Linked DNA regions of Homo sapiens: region 1 is linked to region 2. Evidence: read pairs that join two places in POLR2A ChIA-PET (ENCODE). Cell type or tissue: Panc1. All regions are shown on one strand. Each heading gives the region's core, and the rest is flanking DNA. Links, peaks and the distances in the headings are about the cores only. Region 1 overlaps TIAM2 (TIAM Rac1 associated GEF 2). Region 2 overlaps TIAM2 (TIAM Rac1 associated GEF 2).

The links. Peaks named below come from ENCODE experiments on the same cell type or tissue, not always from the same donor. Only the 100,000 strongest peaks of a DNase experiment are listed, where the experiment ranks them.
Region 1: POLR2A ChIA-PET joins it to region 2 with 10 read pairs; 3 of 35 experiments call an interaction of 5 or more read pairs at or near these places.

The regions. Positions count from the first base shown.
Region 1 is chr6:155,000,072-155,014,138 of GRCh38, forward strand. The region is part of intron 1 of TIAM2 (TIAM Rac1 associated GEF 2); the gene reads left to right. It also overlaps the pseudogene LOC100421330. Among named protein-coding and RNA genes, the nearest start is that of TIAM2, 12 kb to the left of the region's middle. In Panc1, for the core only: no CTCF peak of the experiment used is centred there; no DNase peak of the experiment used is centred there; H3K4me3 peaks cover 505 bases; H3K27ac peaks cover 2,539 bases.
Region 2 is chr6:155,232,678-155,247,817 of GRCh38, forward strand. TIAM2 (TIAM Rac1 associated GEF 2) reads left to right here. Exons shown (of 27, transcript NM_012454.4): 16 at 7,853-8,032; 17 at 11,334-11,402; 18 at 11,981-12,106; 19 at 12,946-13,054. It also overlaps a transcript of TFB1M not described here. Among named protein-coding and RNA genes, the nearest start is that of CLDN20, 24 kb to the right of the region's middle. RefSeq lists an enhancer at 14,658-15,140. In Panc1, for the core only: no CTCF peak of the experiment used is centred there; no DNase peak of the experiment used is centred there; H3K27ac peaks cover 6,256 bases.

The sequences.
Region 1 (14,067 bases), core at 6,068-14,067, 230 kb before region 2:
AGGAGTTAGAAGCTGTGGCAGTGACTACTTGGCCTGTGCATACATCATCTCATTTATTCCTCTGAATTTAAAAAAAGTAGACTTTTGTGGAATAAGGAAGAAATTCATGCTTAAACAACTCCCTCAATGTTAAACATGTATCGAGTGAGCCCCCTATGATGTGTTAAGAACTGTTAAGCTGGGCTGGGTGCGGTGGCTCACGCCTATAATCCCAGCACTTTGGGAGGCCAAGGGGCGGATCACCTGAGGTCGGGAGTTCAAGACCAGCTGACCAACATGGAGAAACCCCGTCTTTACTAAAAATACAAAAATTAGTGGGCGTGGTGGCACATGCCTGTAATCCCAGCTACTTGGGAAACTGAAGCAGGAGAATCACTTGAACCCGGGAGGCAGAGGTTGTGGTGAGCTGAGATTGCGCCATTGCACTCCAGCCTGGGCAACAAGAGGGAAACTGTTGCAAAAAAAAAAAAAAAAAAAGCATCCAAAAAACTGTTACGCTCTCAACACGATGGTCAGTAAGAGAACTTACTTTAAGTAGAGAACAGTAAGTGACATTAAGTGACACAAAAGCAAATTCCTTAAGTTTTAGGTGGAGGAGTGATAGGTCAGATTTGCATTTGAAACCAGTTCCGTTCAGGCACCTTGGCTTACGCCTATAATCCCAGTACTCTGGGAGGCCGACGCTGGGGATCACTTGAGGTTGGGAGTTCAAGACCAGCCTGGCCAACATGGTGAAACCCTGTCTCTACTAAAAATACAAAAATTAGCTGGGTGTGGTGGTGCACATCTGTAGTCCGAGCTACTCGGGAGGTTGGGGCACGAGAATTGCTTGAATCCGAGAGGTGGAGGTTGCAGTAAACCAGGATTGCGTCACTGCACTCCAGCCTGGGCGACAGAGCGAGACCCCATCTCAAACAAACAAACAAAAAAAGAAACCAGTTTCTTTTTAGATTGTTGTGAGTAGATTTAGGGAAGCAAGCCTGGAAGAAAGAAAGTCAGTGGTAACAGTGTAGATCATCAAAGGTGGTGGCAGTAGAATAGTGGGGACAGACATGGAAGAAGATTCCAGAAATATAAAGGAAGTGCAGTGGACTTGGTGACTGAGAAAATGGAGGGCAGGGAGAATCACATCCAGTAAAGGATGACACCCAGGCTGCTCACCCATATGACAACCTAGAAGGAGAAGGTTGGAGACCTGTGGGATCCTTTACCCAAGTTCACGTAGTTTGAAATTGCACAGCTGAGATTTGAATCCAGGTCTGTCTGACCACATGATCCTTCCACTCTTCTATCCTGACCCAATGGTTAGCATGCCCTTAATTGTAAACAAATAAAGGATCTTAATAAAAATCATCTAGCATTTGAAAGCTTTTATTTTTTGTGAAATGTTTTTTCATAACATTAAGGAAAAAAAAATGCCCACGGATGGTTACCGCCAGCAGACATAGGCTGGTGCCCTGAGAAGGTTCCCTGCCAGAAGCGTATAATGTATTTCCTCTCCTGGATGTTACATGGCCTGGGCCCTGGCCCACTCCTCTCCAGGCATTCCATCGAGCTGGAAATTGGTCTGCTTTGTTTTCATTTATGAGGTTTGTAGATTGAGTAACAGAATCTGGACTACAGTGTTCATTGTGTTTTCATGGTGTTGGATTACAAGCTTTCTTTTAAATTCATGGTTAGGTTTCTGAATGTGCCTTTTGGACATAGTTCTTCATGAGTTCCCATTACTAAGTGATTTCTTTGCATTGGGAACAGTATGTAAAACTCGAATTTTGAAGCTTCTTTTGTCAGTAGTTTGGGAAATGGCTTAATAAATAAGCTTGCAAATCTTTCCTTATGCTGGTGAAAGTGAAGGATTCTCATTGCTTTTAAAATATAGTGATGAATTTTAGTGCAATATTTTGTGTTATTTTAAAATTCAAAAAAATTATATTGTTGTTGTCTAGTAAAGAGCATTCTGTGCCTTAAGATTTTCATCTCTAAAAGAAGGATGACAGCAGCGCCTTCTTAGAATATTGTTTTGAGGATTGAGAAATTAATGAATTAACATAATACAGCTGGGTGTAGTGGCTCACGCCCATAATCCCAGCACTTTGGTCGGCTGAGGCGGGATGATCACTTGAGGCCAAGTATTTGAGACCAGCCTAGGCAACATAGTAAGACCCTGTCTCTGTAAAAAAAATACAAAAATTAGCTGGGCATAGTGGCATATGCCTGTAGTCCCAGCTACTAAGGAGGCTGAGATGGGAGGATTGTTTGAACCCAGGAGGTCGAGGCAACAGTGAGCCATGATCACGCCACTGTACTCCAGCCTGGGTGACAGAGCAAGACCTCGTCTCAAAATAAAATAAAATTAGCATAATATGCTTAGAACCTGGCCTGACGAAATGAGAAAGTTCACTAAGTGTTTTCTATTTCTTTCTGTCATTTTTTTCCTTGCATTATTCCCTGTCTGGTTAACCCCCAGTCATCCACGGAGACCCAGAAAAGCCTTCCATCTGAGTTGCTTCTTAGGTACTTGTGTCTATATCAATTGTTGCATTCATCATATAATATTTAATTCTTGATGACTTCTCCATCACACAGGGAGTGCTTTGCTTGTTTTATTTATTTATTTATTTATTTTTGACACGGAGTTTCGTTCTGTTGCTCAGGCTGGAGTGCAGTGGTATGATCTCAGCTCACTGCGAACTCTGCCTCCAGGGTTCGAGCAGTTCTCCTGGCTTAGCTTCCCAAGTAGTTGGGATTACAGGCACCCACCACCACATCCAGCTAAGTTTTGTGTGTGTGTGTTTTTTTTTTAGTAGAGACAGGGTTTCACCATGTTGACCAGGCTAGTCTCGAACTCTTGACCTCAGGTGATCTGCCCTCCTTGGCCTCCCAAAGTGTTGGGATTATAGGTGTGAGCCACTGAGCCCAGCCATGCTTGTTTTATTTTTGTACCACTTTTATATCCAGCCTGGTGCTTTAGTGAACACTCTTAAATGGTGGTTGACAGAATGTGTGAAGTGTTCATTGAAATTGTTTTTAAAAGTATTATAATATGATTATGAGATTGAGAGACCCTTTGCCAAATATTTGACTCTCTAAATGGACTTTATCAATAACAAAGTGCTGAAAGTTAAAATACATAAAGGTTGATCCGTTTTTTTCCGAAGCGTGGAATTGTGGCAAGGTTATTGTATTGGATATTAACAGCTCTAGATTCTGTTGTGGAATATACCTTTTACCCATTTGGCAGGTCACCTAAACATTTGAGGGAGCCAGGTGTAGTGGTGCACGCCTGTAATCCAAGCTACCCAAGAGGCTGAGGCACAAGAATTACTTGAACCCGGGAGGCAGAGGTTGCAGTGAGCCGAGATCACACCACTGCACTTCAGCCTAGGCAACAGAGTGAGACTCTGTCTCAAAAAAGAAAAGAAATTACTTGTCCCCATTTTCACAGCCTCCCTGGCCCCAGAGAACAGAAAAGTCAGAGAGGTGGAAGACTCGACGCTCCCAGCTGTGCCTCAGCTGTGGGCCAAGTCTCCACCGGGGCCAAAGGGGACACTCTTGTGGGAGGAGCAGAGGGGCCCACATCTCCCCTCTCGGCTCCCCCATGCACACTGCCTTATCTCTCCCCCTCTAGCCAGGAATCGGTTGTGTGTTTCCTCTGCCAATTTACTGTGATTGTGTATGTGCTGCTACCACCGCAGCTGCCACGGTGGGGCAGGGAGGAGGCCAACATGGTGAAACCCTGTCTATACTAAAAATACAAAAATTAGCTGGGTGTAGTGGCAGCTGCCTGTACTCCCAGCTACTCAGGAGGCTGAGGCAGGGAGAATCACCTGAACCTGGGAGATGGAGGTTGCAGTGAGCCAAGATTGACGGAGCGAGACTCCATCTCTCCCAACTCCCCCCAGAAAAGTGCATTCTGTTGAGTCTGTTGTGTGAGATGTTTTGCACTTATGTGACTTTTATCAGTGCCTTTGCTTTTTGTATTTTTAGTAGAGATGGGGTTTTGCCCTGTTGGCCAGGCTGTCCTGAACTCCTGACCTCAGGTGATCTGCCTGCCTCGGCCTCCGAAAGTACTGGGATTACAGGCATGAGCCACCGTGCCTAGCTGTGATGAGTAATTTCTGCACCAGTCCTGCTGTAGGCTACCTGCAAGACAAGATGTTTGATTGGAAGGCTGGTCAGAGTCACTTCTAGCTCCTGGTCTGTAGTCTTTCCAGAGTCTTCCTAGTGTGCCTCAGTAAGTCAGAGTAGTCAAGGCCCATACTCTGTATGTAGTAGCCAGGCTAATCCTTGGAGTTCACCCCAAATTTCCAATACCATCTTTCTGTTTTTGTTTGTTTTAGATGGAGTCTTGCTCTGTCACCCAGGCTGGAGTGCAGTGACATGATCTTGGCTCACTGCAACCCCCACCTCCTGGGTTCACGCGATTCTCCTGCCTCAGCCTCCCGAGTAGCTGGGACTTGTTACAGGCGCCCGCCACTACGCCCAGCTCATTTTTTGTACTTTTAGTAGAGACGGGGTTTCACCGTGTTAGCGAGGATGGCCTCAATCTCCTGACCTTGTGATCTGCCCGCCTCGGTCTCCCAAAGTGCTGGGATTATAGGCATGAGCCACTGCGCCCGGCCTCTTAATACCATCTTTTTTTCCAAGTCTGTTACTCTGTTATGTAACCTGGTATTTTGAGCTTAGCTGTAGGACATTTACTTACCAGGCGAATAGACTATTGCATCACCTTTAACTCCTCTTTCTTTGGTACCATTGCTTTGTAAATATAGTAGGCTCCAAAAGAAGATGTGCCCAAGATGGATTTATAGAGTGGGGAGAGGTCGCTGAGGTGGGCACACAGTCTGGAGCATCCCTCACTGCCAGAGTTTGCAGTGAGTCCCTCTCAGCTTCCCAGGCAGGCCTTCACTTACCTTAAGCCATTTGCCCCATGTGAAGAGGCAGAAGGCAGTCATGGAGTAACCCATGATGAGCCAGTGGATGGTCAGTTGCACCAGAGTAGAAGGCTTGGAGGATGGTAATGGAGGTCAGGTTGCCCAAGGCAAGGCTCTCTCCAATTAGCCTGGCAGCCTGAGGAGGGAGGAGTAGCTCATCAGCAGCTTGTCCCTCATTTCCCCTTTCACCTCCACCCTGGAGGCCTGCCTGTCTTTCCACAATAAAAATGAGGAATTCCGTCTGGAAGCAGGCCAGGCATCCTGAGTACAGGCTATGCCAGAGGGCCAGGAATCTTGGAGAGACCCTGAGAGAGTTTTTTGTTTTTGTTTTTGTTTTTTATTTTTTATTTTTGAGATGGAGTCTAGCTCTATTGCCCAGGCTGGAGTACAGTGGCACGATCTCGGCTCACTGCAACCTCCACCTCCTAGGTTAAAGCAATCCTCTTGCCTCAGCCTCCTGAGTAGCTAGGACTACAGGTGTGCACCACCATGCCTGGCTAATTTTTGTATTTTTACTAGAGACGGGGTTTCACCATGTTGGCCAGGCTGGTCTTGAACTTCTGACCTCAAGTGATCCACCCACCTTGGCCTCTCAAAGTGCTGGGATTACAGGGGTGAGCCACCTCACCTGGCACTGTGAGAATTCTTTACTTTTTTTTTTTTTTTTGAGATGGAGTTTTGCTCTTGTTGCCTAGGCTGGAGTGCAATGGTGTAATCTCGGCTCACTGCAACCTCTGCCTCCCGAGTTCAAGTGATTCTCCTGCCTCAGCCTCCTGAGGGATTGCAGGCGCCTGCCACCACGCCCAGCTAATTTTTCTATTTTTAGTAGAAATGGGGTTTCACCATGTTGGTCAGGCTGGTCTTGAACTCCCGACCTCAGGTGATCTGCCTGCCTCGGCATCCCAAAGTGCTGGCATCACAGGCGTGAGCCACTGCACCTGGCCAGATTCTTTACTTTCAAGGAATTTGAATCATTTGAAAAAGTCACTGGAGAAAAGGGTGGGTAAGGAGGAGCCACTGACTGACTAGTTCTTGGATCGAGCCGCCTGCCTCTGGGTCCTCGAGCCTCGAGGAGTAGAGGGCAGGGAGGCTCCCACGTGTAGCCCCCCGGGGTCCTGGAGGCAGTGCTGCCTGATTAGTTTTACAGATGGGAGGCCGACCCACGGCAGAGCTGGTGATCAGTGACCGAGTGCCTACCAAGTCCCTGACGTTGAGGTCAGTGGGGAACCAGATACACTCTAATGCTGCCCACACTCTAGTGGTAGGGACAAACAAGTAAAGAAGATGTTTATAATCAGGGCAGCAGAGGACATAAGTCCTGTGGCAGAGCTGCAGTAACACCCAGGGCTCAAGGCACTTTTTTTTTTCAAATCGGAGTCTCGATCGGGCATGGTGGCTCATGCCTGTAATCCTAGCACTTTGGGAGGCTGAGGTGGGTGGATCACAAGGTCAGGAGTTCGAGACCAGCCTAGCCAACATGGTGAAACCCTGTCTCTACTCAAAATACAAAAATTACCGGGTGTGGTGGCGCATGCCTGTAATCCCAAATACACAGGAGGCTGAGGTGGGAGAATCTCTTGAACCCTGGAGGCGGAGGTTGCAGTGAGCTGAGATTGTGCCATTGCACATCAGCCTGGGCGACATTTTTAGAGACTGTCTCCCCCACCTCCCCCCACCAAAAAAAAAAAAAAAGAAAAAAAAAAGACACAGTGTTACTCTGTTGCCCAGGCTGGAGTGCAGTGGCGTGATCTCGGCTCACCACAACCTCCACCTCCCGGGTTCAAGCGATTCTCCTGCCTCAGCCTCCTGAGTAGCTGGGATTACAAGTGCCCACCACCACACCCAGCTAATTTTTTTGTATTTTTAGTAGAGATGAGGTTTCACCATGTTGGCCAGGCTGGCCTCAAACTCTTGACCTCAAGTGATCCACTTGCCTTGGCCTCCCAAAGTGTTGGGATTACAGGCATGAGCCACTGTGCCCGGCCAATTTTTGTATTTTTTGTGGAGAAAGGGTCTTGCCATGTTGCTCAGGCTGGTCTACTAGGATTACAGGTGTAAGCCACTGCGGCTGGTCTGCTACTGGCTTTTTGATCGTACTTTGAGAAACTGCCCTAAATAAAGTAAGACTTGCGCTTGTAGGGCATTCAGTGTGTGGAGGGTGTGGGGGAGTGGAGTCAAGGTCTCTCTTCCCGTCTCTTTTCCCTGCATGATGCCCCTTTGCATAGGCTTGCATAGGATTGTGAGGATCTAACCATGTTAGTTAACTTGCCAGAGATGGGCAAGAGATTTGTAGGCCAGTCACATATAAATGCAGCACAGGTTTTCTTATTTCAGGGTGATCCATGGTTTGACAGGAACCATTTTTCTTTTTCTTTCTTTCTTTCTTTTTTTTTTTTTGAGAGGGAGTCTCGCTCTGTCGCCCAGGCTGGAGTACAGTGGCACAATCTCGGCTCACTGCAAGCTCCGCCTCCCGGGTTCACGCCATTCTTAAGGAAATTTTTAAGGAAAACATCTGGTTTCTAAAGAAGAGGTTTGTTGAATATATTAGTTATAAGCATACTGACAGTGAAAACGATTAGGTAAAATGTCAGGTTACTTAAAAACATCATTTTGTAATGAATATTAGTGAGAAAGCATTTCTGTCTCTTCAATAAAGGCCATTTCCTGAGGGATACCAACAGGCAGGACTTTGCTTAGTTCTATTTCAGTTTACCATGTAATTGGAATTTTAAAATGACCTGTCTTAAAAAATCTGGGGATGTCACTAAGTCAGACTGTCATCAGTTTCACCCTGGCCATTAGTCTAAACGTGTGAGGAAATTGAGCCCGTCGGATGGTTGCCATTGCAGGAGTCTTGGTGTGTGTCGAGAAGAGAATGTCACTGCAGCGTGGCATTTTCTGAAAAGCTGTCTGTCACTGAAGCTAAATTTTGATAGCTTGATAAATCACATTAGAAAATTCACTAAGGCGTGGAGTGTACAGAGTTGGCAGCCAACAGTTGGAATTTTCGGCAAACCAACAAGTGGGTTGTTCCGAAATATGTGGACACGTACATATGTAATTGTCGACCTTAAATAATACATCATATGGCTTTTTCCATTGTCTAAAGGAAAATCTCTAAACATTTATAGAGTGCATTGAAAATTCTTGAATAATTTCAAGATATAAAAGTACATTTATATTTCTGTGTGTGATAGATGATAATATGACACACTTGAAAACTGTGTTTGTTGTAATTTCTCATTTGGCATTCTTAAAATTTGCTAAAATAGCATGACACTGAGATGTGGCTTACAGTTAGTGGTTAGTCCGGATAGTGCCTCTTATGTATATATTACGCAGAAAGTCAGCAAAATCACCTGTGCACATGACGAACATATACCTCAAACCTCAAGAAATATAAGGCACAGAGAAATCAATTGCCTCAGGCTAGGGGTGAAACACAGTCACTTTCCTACTCATTTCCAGGTCTCTGAACCAGGTTTTCCTGGAAGGAGCTGTCTCCATTTAGTAATATTGCCAAGTTTTGTCTCTTTGGTACTCACTGGTGGTCACTGATAGTCTAAGGGACCTTCCTTTTCTGGAAATAATTTTTTTTTTTTTAACCTGCTCCTTGCAGAGCAGGGCTACCCCGCAGGCAGTGTGCCCAGAGAAGCTGGAAGTAAATTTCTCAGCATCACTCAGTTCTTCTGAGGCTCAGTGTCTGGAATGTACGTATATTCCACTCTCTTGAATTATTCCTTGAAACTCAAACTTTTATTTGACCCTTTTGGATGTGGATGTTTGTATTGTGAGAAAAGAAAAATGCGCTGACTGTACTGTAGCAGTGTTTGGAAACCTTACTGTGATGTGTTTGTGTTTTCAGTGGGTGAATCTGTAGTTAGGTTCAGTGTTTTGGGGCAGTTGCTTAGCATGTACTGCCTTGGAGTTGTAGGATTGAAATAGGAGAGGAAGAGCATAATGGAAAGCACATTAGGTATTGTTCCAGAACAGAGGTTCTCAAACTTCAGGGCATCAGAATCACCTGGAGGGCTTGCTAACGCATAAATCTCTGGGTCCTGTCCTCTGTTTCTGACTCAGAAGATCTTTTTTTTTTTTTTTTTTTTTTTTTTTTGAGGCAGGGTCTCGCTCTGTCACCGAGGCTGGAGTGTAGTGGTACAATCTTGGCTCACTGCAGCCTCCACCTCCAGGGTTCGGGCGATTCTTGCACCTCAGCCTTCTGAGTAGCTGAGACTACAGCCGTGAGCCACCATGCCTGGCTAGGTTTTGTATTTTTAGTAGAGATAGAGCTTCACCATGTTGCCCAGTCTGGTCTTGAACTCCTGAACTCAGGTGGTCTGCCTGGCTTGGCCTCCCAAAGTTCTAGGATTACAGGTGTGAGCCACCATGCCTGGCCCTGACTCAGAAGATCTGAGTTCGGCCTGATAATTTGCATCTCTATGATGTTTCTAGGTGATGCTGCCACTGTGGCTGATCTGGGGCCGCATTTGGAGAGACTGTGTTCTGGAGGCTCAGTGTTGGTCTATACTGAGTGGAGATGTGGATCCGTAGACGTCATTCAGCTTCTCAGGGTCTGGGTTTGTATATACCTCTTGGTCCAGGCAGTATTAGTGATTTTCTTGAAAATCAGAGGAATCCTTTGTTCCAAACTACGACTTACGTGAAACCAAGACCCAAATATATAATATACAAAAGGGATGAAATGGAAATTATATTAATTACGCAGTTGTAAGGGACAGAAGGCCCCTTGGGCCCCTCTGAAGGACCTAATACAGTTGTGAATCCAGTGGAAGAGAGGATTTCTAAGGTCCCTCGCACCCATAGCTTTCTCTGATTCTGTATACTCTTTTTTTTTTCTCTTTTTCCAGGCTGAGTCTCACTCTGTCACCCAGGCTGGAATGCAGTGGTGCAATCTCGGCTCACTGCAACCTCCACCTCCTGGGTTCAAGTCATTCTCGTGTCTCGGTCTCCTGAGTAGCTGGGACTACAGGCGCCCGCCACCACACCTGGCTAATTTTTGTATTTTTAGTAGAGATGGGGTTTTGGTCTTGAATTCCTGGCCTCAAGTGATTTGTGTGCCTCAGCCTCCCGAAGTCCTAGCACTACAGGCGTGAGCCACCACGGCTGGCCAGATTCTGTATACTCTTGAAACTGTAGACTGTTAGAGAGTGGAAAGAATCTAAGCGGAAGACTTATGACTTTGAGGTTGTGCCTTTTGATATAAGAAGCTATGTTTAGGATATATAAATAGGTAGGCAATAAATTAGCTTGAGATTTTCATGGTAGCAACAGCTCATAAAAGATCCACAGCTCATTTCTAGTAGAACTGGGGAAATTCTAGTAAGAAAAGAAATGGGGTAAAGGGTTTGGGTAACACTGATGTGGCTGTGATCTTTGTGTGCAGCTGGTATGTGTAATTGAATTGAAATAATTTAACCCATTTTAATTTTCATTTATTTATTTTTTTGAGATGGAGTTTCGCTCTTGTTGCCCAGGCTGGAGTGCAATGGCACGATCTCGGCTCACTGCAGCCTGTGCCTCCTGGGTTCAACCCATTCTCCTGCCTCAGCCTCCCGAGTAGCTGGGATTACAGGCATGCGCCACCATGCCCGGCTAATTTTCTATTTTTAGTAGAGACGGGGTTTCTCCATGTTGGTCAGGCTGGTACCTCCCAACCTCAGGTGATCCGCCCGCCTCGGCCTCCCAAAGTGCTGGGATTACAGGCATGAGCCACTGCGCCCAGCTTACAAAAATTAAATTTAGGCCAGGCGCGGTGGCTCATGTTGGCCAGGCCGGTCTCGACCTCCTGACCTCAGGTGATCCGCCCGCCTCGGCCTCCCAAAGTGCTGGGCCTGATGGTGAAACCTGTCTCTACTAAAAATACAAAAATTAGCCAAATGTGGTGTCATGCGCCTGTAATCCTAGCTACTCGGGAGGCTGAGGCAGGAGAATCGCTTGAACCCGGGAGGCGGAGGTTGTGGTGAGCTGAGATCGAGCCATTGCACTCCAGCCTTGGTGACAAGAGTGAAACTCTGTCTCAAAAAAAAAAAAAATTAAATTTAGGAGCTGTTCTTTTCAGTCCTTGGTAATGTTGAGTGAGTCCTCTGTAACATGGAATGACCAAAACCAAAACCAAAACCAAGCCAAACCAAAGGGATTCTTAGGATATTTCAGGCGGTTATGCAATTTGTAAGACTCTAGGGGTCTTTACAACTCCTCACTTTCAGGAGTGGAGGGGTAGTTATGGAATTGACACTGGTTAGGAGACCTTTTGGACAGGCGATCATTTAATCTGTGCTTATCTTTTGAATTAGAAAATTTCTCCCTTGGACCTGACCTACATAGCTGCTGCCTTCCATGAGTTTGTTTCCATTTATAATCCTAATGAACAGTATTGAGATCCTGTGGCTTCTCAATTTTCATATCATAGCAAAATAACTGAGTGTGAGATATTTATTTTGAAAAACTTAGACGATCACTTCAGTCAGTCTTAGTTCTGAACAATGAAACAGCTTGTCTCAATGCACACTTCCTTCGGTCATATTGATCTATTTTTCTCCTCAGAGTGTCTGACAATGGTTTGCCCTGTGACTGGTATATAATTTAAACATGTGCTAAGCATAATTTTAGTTCCTTTGGGATCACCCTCAGTTTTTATACCTCATCTGGCTCTCACAATTCCATTTAATTACAGCTATTTTGATATTTGGCCAAGTCACTAAAACCAGTCAACTCTCTTATGGGGAGACAGTAAACTTTTGATCAGCATATCACTGGAAGTGAAATTCTTCTGCAAACAGACACTTTTTCAGGAATTATTCTTGTAAATGCAGAGAGGCGTTGGCAGTCTTTTGATACTTTTGGAGGGGTTTTGGTGGGTGCCAGATGGTGCGTAGCTACTGTATGCTTGGAAAATGTTAACGAGAGGCTCAGCTTTTCTGAGTGTGTGTTTTGGCTTTTTGAGATAGCTTCCATGTAGGAAGAAACTTCTTTTAAGACCAAATGTAGACTCTGGATTTCCTCCAAGAGAAGTATTGTAAATATATCAAAGCTGATGCTGTACTGAATTTCTTTATAGAAAGAAAAAAAGGAGTAGTTAATAAATAACATACAGTGTTTGAATAGAGCCTACAATTTCAAAGAGTTCATCTTTCCTTATGGCCAGTTTATTACAAACAGTTTATGTTCAAACCTTGTTTTTCTCCACCCCTTGCGTTGTCATATTTCATTTTGTACTGTACGGCCCACATTTCTTATCCTGTTCTTTACTATGAGAGTTCACTGAGCAAAAGTAAGTCCACAGAGCAGGAAGGGAATGATAATCCTTAACAGTATTTTGATTTTTCTCACTTTTGAGCTTTTGACTCAATGTAGTCTTACAGAAAGCACATTTGCTACTTTTGTGTTGGGTGGAGTGAGGTTTAAAAACAAAAATCAACCAACCAACTTACCAAACCCCATTAATTCCTAATTCTGTAAGATATAGGGTATCTTACAGAATTAATCACAGGGCAATTTCTGATGCTATTTTATTTTTTAAAATTTATTTTATTTTATTTTTTTGAGACGGAGTCTCACTCTGTAGCCCAGGCTGGAGTGCAGTGGCGTGATCTTGGCTCACTGCACCCTCTACCTTCCGGGTTCAAGCGATTCTCCTGCATCAGCCTCCCGAGTAGCTGGGACTACAGGCTCCCGCCACCATGCCTGGCTAATCTTTGTAGTTTTAGTAGAGATGGGATTTCACCATATTGGCCAGGCTGGTCTCGAACTCCTGACCTCAAGTGATCCGCCCTACTCGGGCTCCCAAAGTGCTGGGATTACAGGCGTGAGCCACTATGCCCCATCCTCTGATGCTATTTTAGAAATACTAAAAACAGACATCTTAAAATCTTACAATGTAGCATTAGAATCATATTGAAATCATAAAATACTGGGAGAGACCTTAGAGTGAGTTCAGACTCACTTCAGAAGATGGAGGTGAGAGAGTTTAAGTAACCTGCCCAGTTTCTCCCATCTCGTAAGTCTGGCCATTATGCTCGGGCTTCTGAGCGTCCTCTCACTTCTTCTCCTGCTCCTCACCTGTCCCCTACCTGTGGCACATTGTTGCTCCTCCTAACTGGGGCTGGAGGACCCAGGCTTTCTCTGCACATAGATGCTTACCAGTCCCCATGGCTCCTGTAGTACAGCTGAGGTTTGGGGTCTACAGCTGGCTTAGTCTGTGCTCCTGCAGGTGTGTGTGCCATAGACGATCCAGAAAGCAGGTCAGAAAATCTCTGTCTGCTTATTTCTGTGTTTGATAATCTGTAAGTTCTCTGTATTCCGAGTTTGATGTGGAGTTTTGTCTCTTTTGCTTTGGAGAACTCGAAATTTGGGAGACGGCTTGCTGGGAGAGGTGAGGAACTCAAGGGAAGAGAAGAAAGGCATGGTTACCAACATTTACTACATACCTTTTCTGCATCTGGCGCTGTGCTAGGTACTTCCAAGTGCTTGCTCCCCTCTGCTACACAAAAGGGATATTGGAAAGCCATATTGTACACGAGGATATTGAAGCATAGAGCTGGGATTGAATCCCAGTTTGTCTGACTTCATATCCTTCCTCCCAACTCTTTCTAGGGAGGGGGAAGGGCACAGAGCCCATGTGCGTTTTATGAGCCATATGGAAGTCTGAAGAGCTGCTCAGCTCTGACAGCTGTTTAAATTATCTGTGACACTGCATCCCACCATTAGCAGGGATGATGGATTGTTGACAGTCTCCATCAGAAAAGGCTGGAGTCCCAGTCCGTGGAGGAGCACTTACAGGGTCTTTCCTAAGTGCTGAGTAAGTATAATTGAAACTTGGATTCTAATTATTATTGCTGGGTTAGAAAGCATTGAAGATACTGTTAGGCAGATATATGTCTATGTATCTGTCTACACACACACACACACACACACACACACACACACACCTGAGATGGGGTAGATCATTGTATTTTTGTGTCTACCAGCAAGAAAAGGAAGGAAAAACTAAGGTGATGTGTATTTTTAGTAGAGATCTTCCATAATTTAAAGTCATTTTGTTATTTTCTTTGCTTTCACACAAAAAATATGTGGACCTTTTCTGTGTACCTTACTCCAGTAAATCTATTTTGTC
Region 2 (15,140 bases), core at 3,058-11,057:
TGGCTCAACACAGAGTGGGTCGGCATGCGGAGGGAGAGGGATCTCCCGCCAGGGATCTGCCGAAAGATCATACTGCAAAGTGACGGGACCAGCTCACCGAACAGCGTGGCAGTCTCTTTCCTAGTAGCTTTCTATGTTGGTTACGTCTGTTACGGATCCTCCCCCAACATACTTTTCCTCTAAAGCAGGAATTGAAATGTAGTACACACTGCAAATGCTGTCCTTCATCCTTGTTTCTGTATGCCACATTACCCCAAATTACGCAGCACTTTTAAACCTTTTTTCTTAGACTGAAAGTGTTTTCTGAGCCCAAGCAACACAAACAGGTGCCTTTGACAAGAGTTTGCAGTACCCAGAATCCCTAAATGAGGCCACAGCTGCACCCTGAGCCAGGAAAGGCGGGCACGTAGCTCAGCTTCTGATGCAGTGGACTCCTGCCACGTATTTCATGCAGTAGCTACAAAATTTCAGGCATAGTCTTGAAATAGTTCTGGGTAATGTGATGTACCTACCCCGTAGTAGTTTAAAGATTCCAAAACGCACAGGAAAGTTGAAAGGCCTCAGGCTGTGATGTCTCTGAATAAGACAAAAGAGAATATCAAAGTTGTTGTGATCAAGGGAACAGATTTCACAAACTGTCATCAAGAGGAGGCCATCATGGTATTTTTCTAATGAAAAGTATTGCACTGAACCCAGGTTAGAAGGTTCATCTGAGTGACTCAGAGCTTGGTTTGACAAAGACTCTGTCCTTCAAAGACCGTCAAAGAGGGTCTGGGCGAGCTGCTTGATCGTCCTAAGCAGTTTTCTTGCCACTCCTAAGAAATGGGTTTATGGGCTCCTTGAAAATAGACAAGAAAATGTCCTTATCCATACATTAAAACACAAATAACTGCTTAGACGTCTGCCTGAATTCAGAGCTCTTGAGTGGGATGCTCCTCATCTATAAATAAGATAAAATCATTTTCAAGCAGGGATCAACCTTAGTATAACATTAAAAACCTGAACTAAAGGCCCGGCATGGTGGCTCACGCCTATAATCCCAGCAGTTTGGTGGGAGGATCGCTGGAGTTCAGGAGTTTGAGACCAGCCTGGGCAACATAGTGAGACCCTCCCTTCTCTACTAAAAATCAAAAGAATTAGCTGGGTATGGTGGCATGCGCCTGGAGTTCCAGCTGCTTAGGAGGCTGAGGTGGGAGGGTTGCTTAATTTCAGGAGTTTGAGGCTGCAGTGAGCTATGATTGTACCACAGCACTCCAGCCTGGGTGGCAGAGTGAGACCCTGTCTCAAAAAAACAAAACAAAAACAATTTGAGAGAAAATTTTTTTTGGGGGGGGGTTGGGGTTCAATATCATTGCTTTTCCAGATAGCATAATTTTTGGAAAAAATGTTTTTATTTAATCTTTTTATGACTTCTTAAAGAAAATATTGGTTTCATGCTCTTTTATGAAAGCTGAGGCCTGTGATGGACCCAAGTTTGTAGCATTGATTGCTACAAACTGGAAAAAACCAATCTGAGGCCCCCATTTCAAGTGCCCGTGTTTTTTATTCTGCATATGCACATCCTGTTAGGCCACTGAATCCTCACACTCCCAGCCCTAAGTTATGATCATCTGTCTTTTGCTTTTATTTATTTACTTTTAGAGATAGAGCCTCACTCTGTCACTCAGTGGTGTCATCATAACTCACTGTAACCTTGAACTCCTGCCTCAGCATCGTTAGTGGCTGGGACCACAGGCATGTGCCACCACAGCCAGCTAATCTTTTTATCTTTTGTAAAGATGGGTTTCCCTATGTTGTCCAGGATAGTCTTGACCTCCTGGGCTCAAGCCATCCTCCTGACTTAGCCTTCTGAGTAGCTGGGACCATAGGCGTGTGCCACCATGGCCGGCTAATTTTTTTTTATCTTTTGTAGCGATGGGTTTCCCTTATGTTGTTCAGGCTGGTCTTGAACTCCTGGGCTCAAGTGATCCACCTGCCTCATTCTCCTAAAGTGTTGGGATTACAGGCATGAGCCACTGTGCCAGACCAGTCTTTTGCTTTTAAAGCAGCATTCCTGGGGTGGGGGTGGAATAGGCTCAATAGATGTCCCAGTTGTCTGCATATGAGCTGTTTCTGCCTCTCTAAGCAGAGGTGGTCTCCAGAGGCAGGTGGCTGCATCCCTAGAACACCTGGGGCCAGGAGAGCCCTGACCACATGGGAGGCAGAGGCAGCAGGAGGCGTGAGGAACTAGATTGCTTTGCCTGTGCTCTGCTAAATACCTGGGAGTGGCAGGGGCTGTGCGGACAGCTAGAGAGGGGAACAGAGCTAGAGACGGAGCACAGCTAGAGATGGAGCACAGCTAGAGACAGAGCACAGCTAGAGAGGGGAACAGAGCTAGAGATGGAGCAGAGCTAGAGAGGGGAACGGGCCCTGTGCCATTTAAGGTCTCGCTGAAGCCTCCTTGCCCCTCAGCTGGAAAGCCCTGGAGAGTCATGGTAAAGCTGCAATGCTGGCATGTTCTGTGAGAAACCTCCCAACTGTGCCTTGTGCACAGCAGCTGCTCGGCAAACACGAGTTTCCTTTTCTTCTTGACCCAAACGGCAATTTTAGCAGTTACTTGATGGAATAGGCATTCCTGCTGCCTTTTCATCAGGAAGGACACTGAAGACTTAGAATCGAGACTTGCCCAGGAGTGCACAGAAGGCTGGGGGTTGAGCCTGGACTGCAGCCCAGGCCTTCTGACTCTCATCTGTGCTTTTCAGGCCTATCACCATATATGCATGTGAAGATATCCCAGCCCAGATAATCACTATTCCTATAAAGTGCTGATCAGGTTCACCCAGAATGTCCCTCTAATGTTTGTAAACATCACGAACAGTGGGTGAACTGAAATGTAATCACCCAAGTGACTCCTTCAGCTACAATCTGAAAAGACACACTTATAATTACTCTTCTCCTTTTGGGGGCCCTGCCTCCTTTTGGTCCCAAGTAATCCTCACCAACTCCCTTAGACAACAGCTAAAATGTTAAGTGTACAAAAGGTGGCTTTCTAGCACTTGAACACTTAATTGTGGTACTTTAAGAAGTAAATCTGCTATGAAAAATCTCAGCTAACATTCACTTTTTGGGAGTTAATCTTACCAGAAAAGTTCATAAAGTGAATTCTGTTTTTCTAAAATGGCAAGATACTTTATTTGTAAGATCTCGTTACTTTAACACTGCATTGTTAGGTGTGATTTTTGACATCCCAGTGAAGCAAAGCCATAATCTCACCAGATGCCATTTAACTTATGATGTATTTTATCAGATCTTATTTTATACAGTATATTCAAGCTTAATATAGATTCTATAGCCCTGGGAACTGTTAGTTTTCAGGACTGCAGAATTATATTGTCTGAGCTTGTGGTGCAAATCCCAGTACAGAGATTTCAAATCAGTGAGTCTTGGAGTCCGAGTATTATCATCGTGAACATTTTAGCTCACTTCATAGGAGGCCACAACCAGAACACCAGAGTCATGGCTGTGATTCCGTCAATTTCCTGTAGCCCGTGAGCTCTGTCCACATACCTCAGTGGGGACCCTGGGACAGGTGATCCCACTGGAGCCAGCACCACTCCCAGAAATCCAAGCAGAACGCGAGCTGTATGAAGAGTAGACCAGCAGTTCTCATGCAGGCCACACATTAGCAACACCTGGGGGAGTTTTTTTAAGAAACACCCATGACAGCCAGGCATGGTGGCTCATGCCTGTAATCCCAGCACTTTGGGAGGCTGAGGTGGGCAGATCACCTGAGGTCAGGAGTTTAAGACCAGCCTGGCCAACATGGCAAAACCCCATCTCTACTAAAAATACAAAAATTAGCCAGGTGTGGTGGTGGGCACTTGTAATCCCAGCTACTTGGGAGGCTGAGGCAGGAGAATTGCTTGCACCCGGGAGGCAGAGGTTGCAGTGAGCTGAGATCGTGCCACTGCACTCCAGCCTGGGTGACAGAGCAAGACTCTGTCTCAAAAAAATAAAATAAAAGAGCAAGTCATATCTTACGTGGATGGCAGCAGGCAAAGAGAGCTTGTGCAGAGAAACTCCTGTTTTTAAAATCATCAGATCTTGTGAGATCTATTCACTATTACAAGAACAGCATGGGAAAGGCCCACCCCCATGATTCAATCATCTCCCACTGGGCCCCTCCCACAATACATGAGAATTATTTATGGGAGCTACAAGATGGGATTTAGGTGGGGACACAGAGCCAAACCATACCATTTTGCCCTGGCCCCTCCCAAATCTCATATCTTCACATTTGAAAACCAATCATGCCTTCCCAACAGTCCCCCAAAGTCTCAACTCATTTCAGCATTAACTGAAAGGTCTACAGTCTAAAATCTCATCCCAGAGAAGGCAAGTCCCTTCCACCTATGAGCCTGTAAAATCAAAAGCAAGTTAGTTACTTTCTAGATACAATGGGGGTACAGGCATTGGGTAAATACAGCCATTCCAAATGGGAGAAATTGGCCAAAATAAAGGGGCTCCAGGCCCCATGCAATTCCGAAATCCAGCAGGACAGTGAAATCTTAAAGCTCCAAAATGATCTCCTTTGACTCCATGTCTCACATCCAGGTCACACTGATGCAAGAGGTGGGTTCTCATGGTCTTGGGTAGCTCTGTCCCTGTGGCTTTAAAGGATATAGCCTCCCTCCTGGCTGCCTTCACAGGCTGGTGTTGAGTATCTACAGCTTTGCCAGGCACAGGGTGCAAGATGTCAGTGGATCTGGGCTCTGGAGGATGGTGGCCCTCTTCTCACAACTCCACTAGGCGGTGCCCCAGTAGGGACTCTGTGTGGGGCTCCAACCCCACATTTCCCTTCTGCACTGCCCTAGTGGAGGTTCTCCATGAGAGCCCTGCCCCTGCAGCAAACTTCTGCCTGGACATCCAGGCATTTCCATACATTCTCTGAAATCTAGGTGGAGGTTCTGAAACCCCAATTCTTGGACTTATGTGCACTGGCAGGCTCAACACCACATGGAAGCTGTCAAGGCTTGAGACTTGCACCCTCTGAAGCCATGGCTCAAGCTCTGTGTTGGCTCCTTTCAGCCATGGTTGGAGTGGCTGGGACTCAGGGCACCAATTCCCTGGGCGGAACACAGCATGGGGACCCTGGGCTTGGCCCAGGAAACCACTTTTTCCTCCTAGGCCTCCAGGCCTGTGATGGGAAGGGCTGCCAAGACCTCTGACATGCCCTGGAGACATTTTCATCATTGTCTTGGGGATTAACATTCAGTCCCTCTTTACTTATGCAAATGTCTGCAGCCAGCTTAGATTTCTCTTCAGAAAATGGGATTTTCTTTGCTATTGCATTGTCAGGCTACAAATTTTCCAAAGTTTTATGCTCTGCCTCCTCTATAAGGCTGAATGCCTTTACCAGCACTCAAGTCACATCTTGAATGCTTTGCTGTTTAGAAATTTCTTCTCCCAGATACCTTAAATCATCTCTCAAGTTCAAAGTTCCACAGATCTCTAGGGCAGGGGCAAAATGCCGCCAAGCTGTTGGCTAAAACATAACAAGGGTCAGCTTTGCTCCAGTTCCCAACAAGTTCCTCATCTCCATCTGAGACCACCTCAGCCTGGACCTTATTATTCATTTCACTATCAGCATCTTTGTCAAACCCATTCAACAAGTCTCTAGGAAGTTCCAAACTTTTCCACACTTTCCTGTCTTCTTCTGAGCCCTCCAAACTGTTCCAACCTCTGCCTGTTACCCAGCTCTGAAGTTGCCTCCACGTTTTCAGTTATGTTTTCAGCAGTGCCCCCGACTCAAAAGAGAAGCGATTCTACTGAAGGAGCTCAGCCATCTGGGAGTTCCCATGGCAGACATCTGTTAGGGTCTCACCCTTACTTGCCCCTTGAGGTAGGCCTGGAACGTTACTGGGCTCCTTTTCCCACTGCACCTTTGGCACATTCTCTGGTTCTCCCTTGGAGCAGGCTCCCTCCAGGACATGTTACAACCCTTTCACCGAAGCCTTCCTGGACAACCGATTCTAAAATGCTGCCTCTATTCATTTAATGTTTATTATAACTCTTCATTTGTTCCACAGAAGTCTTTGTTGATTCCAGATTGCCTTAGGCTATGCTTTGGGGTTTCCAGCCTTGGTGAGTCTTACCTCTTTGTGTAGGAACTGTTTCTACTTCTTTGGAGAAAAGCAGGCCCTCAATTGATGACCACTGAATTGAACTGAAAGACTAGCCAGAGATCAATGTTGAGTTTTAATGTGGATTGTATATTTCCATCATATGACAACACTGTGTTGGTGGGGGTTGGGGCATAGAACAGAGAGGGCAGTTGAGAGTGGCCTCTTTTTATTTTGGGGTGCTTCAGTTTGTCAAGAGACAGACTGTATAAAAAGCATGCATCAGGCTACCAAGTTTGACCAACATGCTTGTGTAAGCTTTCTGCAATATCCAAGGAAAGAAAATGAATTATGTGAATATTAAGAGATGCTCCTGAGAAGTTCAGCTTCTTACCCAAGACAGAGATGGATAGAGGTCAGGCATGAAGGCATTTAAGCTGAAAAAAGGAGAGTTTTTTAGTTGACAGTCAGAAAGTTGCTGGCTGTTAATGGATGCCAGTCATTTGTGTTGGGACTCAGCTGCGTTGTTCAGTAAGAATTTCAGTGCAGCAGAGGTGGGCCGAGTACCTCCTGTGCTGGCCAGTGAGCTGGCTGCTGGCGGAGATGTGAAAGAAAGAAGCCACCCTGCCCTCACTGGGCTTCCAGATGGGGAGGTGGTGAAGTGGGGTGGAGATGTGAGGGTGGAATGGAAAGAATGAGAAGTAAAAGGACACTTTGTAATCTGACCCTGCTCCAGCAACTGTGGAAGCGTTTCACCTGTGAGGCTTTCCAGCCAAAGTCTGGTGGATACAGATAGGCTGTCTTTGAGAAGGCGGAAGCACATGGTGCTTCTGTCTGAATAGGAGCTTGTGCCAAAGGCCAGTGGTCCCCCCAGATGGTCATGTTCCTTCTTGTCTCTTCATCTATGTGATTCCTTTCCCATGACTGGGAGCGAGTATTTCCTCTGAGCCCACATTCCCTAGGCCTGGCCCTGGCTCCCTGCTAAGACCAGCTTAGCTCCCTCCTCGCAGAGGTTTCCTCTGGGGCTGGTTGATCCCTGGCCTCTCATCCTCGCCAGGCCTTATGTGTCCTCTGCTCCCTGCCTGTGCGCTCTGCAGGGCTCTGCACCCCTTTAGGGTGAGGGTGTTACCATCTTCATCTGCTTCTACTCCATTACTAGCATGTGCACCAGCTCAAGAGTTTCTCACTCATAATTCTACTTGCCACAAGACTGTGGAGCTGAGCGGTTAGACTGGAGGGCAGAACTCCTGGCCCACTGTGGCCAGGTCGTCCTGTAATTGCTCTTGGGCTGTGCCTCTCTTGAGTCTCTCCGGGCTGTTCTGTGTGGGAGATGGAAAACTGGATTAGGCCAACCATTGAGGGGACTGGGTGGGCCTGTTGAGGCCATCTGCTCTTGTTGCTCCCTAGAAAGCCATAACTTCTTGATTTCAGAGCTACCTCACCTTGACTGCAGAGGGTTAGCCCTAGGCAATGACTCTGTAATTTCAGGTCCAAAGATACATCTAACAGCTGATGTGACAATGGAGAGCCTCGTGTGTAAACACTGAACATGAGTGTGGGCGCACATCTTCCTTACTCAGATCCGAAATGATAGCCAGAGGGGTTTGAGGTGAATGAAACCCTTTGCCCTACACAGAGGCCCCTCTGAGATCCCTGCTGAGCACAGACGGAGACACTTGGTGCCCTTGGGGGCAGCGGATACTATCAGGGAGAGGCCCGTGCATTATTTTCCACCTCTTGTCCTCTCTCAGAGTGCTGAGCAGATCACTGCACTGTGCAGGAGTTTTAACGACAGTCAGGCCAACGGCATGGAAGGACCGCGGGAGAATCAGGATCCTCCTCCGAGGTCTCTGGCCCGCCACCTGTCTGATGCAGACCGCCTCCGCAAAGTCATCCAGGAGCTTGTGGACACAGAGAAGTCCTACGTGAAGGTAAGGGAAGAGCTGGCATTTATGCATTCGTGCCTCTTTGATGATGGCAAGTGGTATGCTGGCAGAGGTCCCCAGATCACCTCTGCCCAGGACACCTGCCACTCCCCAGGGGGGGACACCTGCTCCTTGAATCAGTGAATTGCTCAAGGAAGGGAGGGGAAGAGTGAGAGGGTGGAAGAGCTGAGGAGACTCAGAAAAAAATTAGATCCTTGGCTTATTTTGTTACCAAGGTAGCTTTCACTATGGAAACAGATGTTCTGGTTTGTCATTTGCAATCTGTGGGAAGGGAGTCTGTACTGGTTTAGTATAAGGGGAGAGAGATCACTTTAGGTGATGAGGAACTTGGGAACAATCTGTACATACGTGACGGCTGATCCAGGCCCCACAGTCTTGGCGGTGGCCCGGGCCAGCCCTGCCTGGTGGTTGTCATCGTGTAGAACTGGGACGCACACACTGGGGAGTGGTCAGCACGTGGGAATATCCTTGCACCATTATGAAGGGGCAGTTGCCGAGTATCTTGAGTACCCGAAGAATTCATTTATCCATCTCATAAGCCCCCAGTCAGTGGTTTGAGAAAGATTTTATGAAGAATACTGGAGCCTGGGGAGCAGAGTTCTTTTGCTTTGTTTCCTGGAGCTTTGGTACCATTTGAAGCTCGCTTCATTTGTCAGTTACTGAAGCAGCGCGGCACGGTGCGGTGGGCTGAGGGTCCAGGCCCGGCTTTGCCTCCCTCTGGCTGTATGGTGGATGGCCCCCTTCAACTCCCTTATTTGGGGTCTGAGACACTCGGTCCCCCTTCTCTAAATGTCTTCCAACTCTGACGTGCTGGGTCCATGAATTAAGGCTTGGCACACACGTGCGGCTATTACCTTGCTCTGCAAGACAGATCTGAGCTTCCCCCTTTTGTTGATGTCGCTGTTTTACCAGGACTTCACCTAAGGCCCTATTCACAGGTAGCTTCCCAAAGCCCCTTCTTTTGGCCTCAGAGGGGAGAAAGGAAAGTTAGGAGAGATGACAGTTTAGTTTCATTTTCCATTATGTCTTGTCCTGCATCCAGGGTGTGGAGATGAAGTGAACAGCCAGGCTGTTCAGACTCAAGTTCTGAATAATCCCATCTCCACAGTCACCTTTTTCCAAGTCGCTGTGTGGCGCTGTAGATATTTTGGAAGCTTCAGAGCCCTTCTGACATCTTGAGAATAGTCATGGAGCTCTTGCCCCAAGAGTTAAGGGCAGAGTTGAGAGGAGAATCGATGTCCCTTTTTGGTAATAGTGTTGTTAGAATTTCCTGTTAGGCCACGCTGTACTGGGAGGGTCATTTCAGTGACAGGCTGGCAGAGTACTCAGATGGTGTCATGGGTGAAGTAGACAAGGACCGACTCTCCCTTCTCTCTGCAAGAAACCTGCACTTTGTTTTCTTAGGGCCCCCCTGGGTTGCAGCCCTTTGCCCCCCGCAGCTCTGCGCGGACCTGATTTTGCTGTCCAGGAAGTCCTCCCAGGCAGCACCAGCCTGTGAGGCATGACTGCCAGGCCCCAACACCCTCGGACAAAATAACCCACACTTGGCACCTGTTGTGATTCACACACACACCACCGTTTCTTCATTTCTTTTTTGTTGCTGACGTTTAACACAGAATCTTGTTGTTTTTTAACCTGGATCCCCTGCATGCTCCTTGAAATTTTTGACATCTATGTGTTCCCTGAGATATGATTCAGTAACTTCCATCATCTCCCTTCTCTGAGCGGTCTGGCGTGGAATATGGTGAGGGAAGGCCAGGGAGGTTTTTATGGTGAAAGCATCCGTGTCACAGGCCTTGCCTTTTGCTCTCTGAACTAAGGCCAGAAAGTTCTGGGGATGCTTTGGGCTTTATAAAGCTCTGGGTCTTAGGTTCCCCTCTTGGGAAGTGAGGGAGTTATTATAGCTGACTTTGCAGTCAACTGCTTCTAGTATTTTAGGACTCAAAATTCTTCAGAATAAAAGAGAAATCTTTTCTATCACTGAACTATATCCTGGTCTTGCCTTCAAATTATTATTATTATTATTTTGGAGATGGAGTCTCGCTCTGTCACCCAGGCTGGAGTGCAGTGGCATGATCTTGGCTCACTGCAACCTCCACCTCCTGAGTTCAAGAGATTCTCCTGCCTCAGCTTCCTGAGTAGCTGGGACTACAGGCACCCGCCACCACACCCAGCTATTTTTTTTTTTTCTTTTTTTTAGTAGAAACAGGGTTTCACCATGTTGGCTTGGCTGGTCTTGAACTCCTGACCTCAGGTGATCCACCCGCCTCTGCCTCCCAAAGTGCTGGGATTACAGGCATGAGACACCATGCCTGGCTTTGGCTTCAAATTATTAAACAAAATCTTTCGCTCATGGGTTTTGTAACTGCAGTCTACTCCCACTATACTGTCCTGCTGGAACCTCGTTTGCAAGACAGCCAAATATGGCTTAGAGTTTAGCCATTAGAGCTGCAGCTCTGTGGGAGTTTTTTATTGCCTTTGAATATGTGAGTTTGAGATTCTGTGAATCAGTCAACCCCAAAGTTGAAGGGCTCCCCAGAACTTGACCCTCCCAGCTCCATGCTGGACCTCTCACTGTGCTCCCTGAGGCAGAAGAGGCCAGGAGCTGGGGTGCACCTGACACCAGTGCCACCCAGACGCCCTTCCTCTGCAGGGAAGTGAGTGCCCCTGCTGCAGTGGCCTGAAGAAAGGGTGTTTCTGTCACCAAGACACTTACCTAAGCAGAGGGAATGATCGAGCTGTAAAGGTGTGGAATCCAGCTGTTGCCTGTATTGTGATATTAAACTCTTTGAATTAGGTGAGCAATAATCACTACTTTTGGGGTCAGGAATTTCAACAAAGGCTGGGTGTGGTGGCTCACGCCTGTAATGCTAGCACTTTGGGAGGCCAAGGCAGGAGGATCACCTGAGGTCAGGAGTTCGAGACCAGCCTGACCAACATGGTGAAACCCTGCCCCTACTAAAAATACAAAAATTAGCTGAGTGTGGTGGAGCACACCTGTAGTCCCAGCTATGTGGGAGGCTGAGGCAGGGGAATCTCTTGAACCCAGGAGGCAGAGGTTGCAGTGAGCTGAGATCATGCCACTGCACTCCAGCCTGGGTGACAGAGCAAGACTCCGTCTCAAAAAAAAAAAAAAAAAAAAAAAAAAAAAAAGAATTTCAACAAGGCATAAACTTCATTATCCTGATGGGAGCCTTGGGAGCTGCTGCCAGGTTGCTGCTACCCAAATCTCATGGGTATTTTGGAGACTAAAGCGTTGAAGACACTTTCTTCTATTTTCTTTCAGGATTTGAGCTGCCTCTTTGAATTATACTTGGAGCCACTTCAGAATGAGACCTTTCTTACCCAAGATGAGGTAAATAAAATCACCTTCCTTCTGTCCAGTGATCCACAGGTTAGTCTCTGTTTGCCTTTTAGCAGAACTCCTATGAGAGTATCTCTGTTGATCCCAAAAGAACATCCCAAGACTTAACGGTCTTCTGAGAGTCCCAGGCATAGCCTCCTCCTAAACCACTGCTGTGGCCTCGGCTGCATGACCCAGTGGCAGAGTGTTTACAAAGGCAGAGGGACGGTTATGGTCTTTTTGAGGTAGAAGAGAGTGTGATCAGAAATTCCTTTTCAATACATACCTTTGTAATGTGAAACCACATAATTAGTTCTACTGACTTACATTTTTCTTAATTTGAATTCTGAGAATTTTACATCCACTTAAAAATTTACTGTAGTAATAGAGAATTATGGGGGATGGAGCTGTGAAACTTTCTATGTATAAGCCATATCCCATAATGAATGTGCTGTCTTCTTAAAGGATTTACTTTCTGTCTGCTTTTCCGTGAAGAATTTCCTTGTGATTTATTTGTGGGCCTAAGAGTTAGCGTGGTGTCCTGAACTTCATGGCTAATCCCCTCATTTCAAATCCTGATCTTCACATAGATGGAGTCACTTTTTGGAAGTTTGCCAGAGATGCTTGAGTTTCAGAAGGTGTTTCTGGAGACCCTGGAGGATGGGATTTCAGCATCATCTGACTTTAACACCCTAGAAACCCCCTCACAGTTTAGAGTAAGTATCTCAGATTTAGGCTTAAAGTAAAAATACGTGGCTATGGTACGTATTTCTCTCATGAGAATTCTCTCATGAGAAAGAATTTCTTGTCCTGTGACTATTGACTATTTATTGTCCTGTGACTATTTCCTTGCACCGTTTTCCTCTGTCAGGTGGTAAAGGAAGGCTGTATATATTTTTTTTTCCTGGCGCAGGTGCTTTTGGTAGTCAGAAGTCCAGCAGCACCTCCCGCCTGGTTGTTGACCACGTACGTGCTCTTTTCTCAGCTGCTGTGAAGGATATCCAAGGTGGTTGCTTCTGAAACCAGAGCTCCTACCCTGTGCCCAATCCTTCTTCCCCGTGGTCATGTGGATCTGGGATTAAGAGAATAGGTTTCTAATTGCTGGGCTCAAGCCCTCTCTTCTATGAAGCACCAGTGCTCCATAGCATCCGTGTAAGCCGCAGTGTGGCAGGAAGCCCCTCCAAGGGGACCTGGAACCATACAGACAGCATCACTCTCCCCAAGCAATGCAGAGTCGGCTTTATTAGTGAACCTCTCTCAGATTGTTTATATCCCACCTTGTCAGCTGTATTTTTGTAGAACTTTCTTTGTTTCTTGTCCTTGGATTGCACACTGTCAGTAGGCTCTGCCGCTGGAAACTTTGCAGTCAAGCTAGATACCTGCCAGGGGAGCGCCTGGGCTGTTCCCCACCTCCTGTGTGGATGGAGCAGGTTTGAACTTCTCCAAGGCATTAGTGCTATGGAATCTGACAGAAGCCATGGGGCCGTCAAATGCCATAAGCCAGCACGCATTGATTAAACCATGTCTGATTTGACTTTCCCCTCTGCCCTTCTAGAAATTACTGTTTTCCCTTGGAGGCTCTTTCCTTTATTACGCGGACCACTTTAAACTGTACAGTGGATTCTGTGCTAACCATATCAAAGTACAGAAGGTTCTGGAGCGAGGTAAGTTGCTTATGCCTTTTATAGTTTTTTTTTTTTTTTGCATTTTTAACTGTTAGTAAAGGGTAAATCTGTATTTAACAAGTAGAGAGTAAGTACAATTTTGATGTATTAAGGTCCATCCTTGACCTTGACAGTGGCAAATATTAAAGGGAAAGGTTTCTGTTTCTGTCAGTTAATTAGTAGCTGGGAACAAGTATGCCTAAGAGCAGAGATGTTGCTTTGCCATGTGTCACTTTGCTGTCAGTTACATCTGGATTCTTTTCTTGCCAAATTCCTTTCTCTAAAAACTTGCAACCCCAAACCCTAGATGGGAGTAGAAAGAAATGCATGCTATGGTGTTTTTTTTTTTTTCCTTGTTAATCTTCTTAAGCCTGAGGAGCCACAACAGCCTACCACGAAACTCACAAGAAGTGTGTCAGCTGAAAGTAAAGTCTCTCTGGTGCAACTGGAAAGAGCTCACATTTCCCAAAGGTTGCTCTTCGGTGTTTCTCTCTGCGTGGGCCTGGAGGGCATCTGGAGGTTTATCCTGACGCCCTTAGTGCTCATTCATGTCCACGGATGCAGCTCTGCCATTGGATTTTAATCCAGAACGTCATGATATCCCAGAAGAAAAGCCCCACATTTAAAAAGTGGGGTCTTAGAGTGCTTCAAATGAGCAAGACCCAGCCCAAATCCATCTTCTCCAGTTGCTTTAGACAGTTGCTGAACTCTGTTGCCATTTCCTCCCACAAACACCCTCTTTTTAATTAAATTTAATTAATTAATTTTAAAAATGTAAAAATGTTCGTAGAAATGGGTCTCACTGTGTTGCCCAGGCTGGTCTCAAGCTCCTGGCCTCAAGTGATCCTCCTATCTAGGCCTCCCAAAGTGCTGGGATTATAGGCATGAGCCACCACGCCTGGCCCACAAGCACCTTTGTATTGACAGTCTGTAGTACAGTGAAAGCATACCAATGTACTTGTCAATACATATTGACAGTCAGTGCAGTACAGTGAAAGCATACCAATGGCTTGCTCCATTCCTCCTTTGTCATAAAGAAGAGGGGTCCTGTCACCACCTACTTGGCCTGGTAATCACATTCAAAATGGTATTGCATCTCCTAGAATGTTGTAGATTTTGATCTTACAACACAATCCCAAATAAGGGTGTATCTTCCTTCAGAGTAGCTGCATTCCAAGCAACTGGGCATCCAGTGCCAACTGGTGGAATCCAAGTAGCACTGGTGTATCCGCTGGTACCCAAACCAAATGCACCTGGATTCCTACACACACCCTTCATGGCACTCAGACAAAGGGGCAGTTTTCACTGCCAGAGAGGGTCCTACTGCCATGCCTGTTGGAAGGGAGCTGTGGCTCTAGGTATGCGAAAGGTGAATCTGCTTGGAGCTGTGGAGTGAAGGCTGTAGGCTGCAGGCTGTGGTGCCTGTCACCTTACTTTACAGGAGAAAAGACACTGCTTTCCAGATAACCCTTAAGTGTACAGAATACAAATAAGCAACAACTAGAGTGAGGCCAGTGGGAAAAACACTGGTTTATTTTCCTTTATGAAATTTTTGTGGGTATGGTGTAGGGTCTGGATAACATTGCTTAATGGCTTTTTTGATGTTGTTTTTTTTGAGATGGAGTCTCACTTTGTTGCCTAGGCTGGAGTGCAGTGGCGCGATCTTGGCTCACTGCACCCTCCACCTCAGGAGTTCAGGTGATTCTCCTCCCTCAGCCTCCTGAGTAGCTGGGATTAGAGGCGCCCACCACCACGCCCGGCGAATTTTTGTATTTTTAGTAGAGACGGGTTTCACCATGTTGGCCAGGCTGGTCTCGAACTCGTGACCTCAGGTGATCTGCCCGCCTCAGCCTCCCAAAGTGCTGGGATTACGGGCGTGAGCCACCGCACCTGGCCACGCTTCATGGCTTTTAATGAATTGTTTGAAACTCACTTTTTAGGCCACCTATAACAATATTTCTCATGGGTATGCATGAAATGTGTCTTTAAAGTCAGACATTCCTGCATTTTGAGTCAGTGTTAGTCTTTGGGGCGCAGCCTGCATTCCATCCTCGGAAGCTCCCAGCACTCCAGGGCTCTGTCAGGG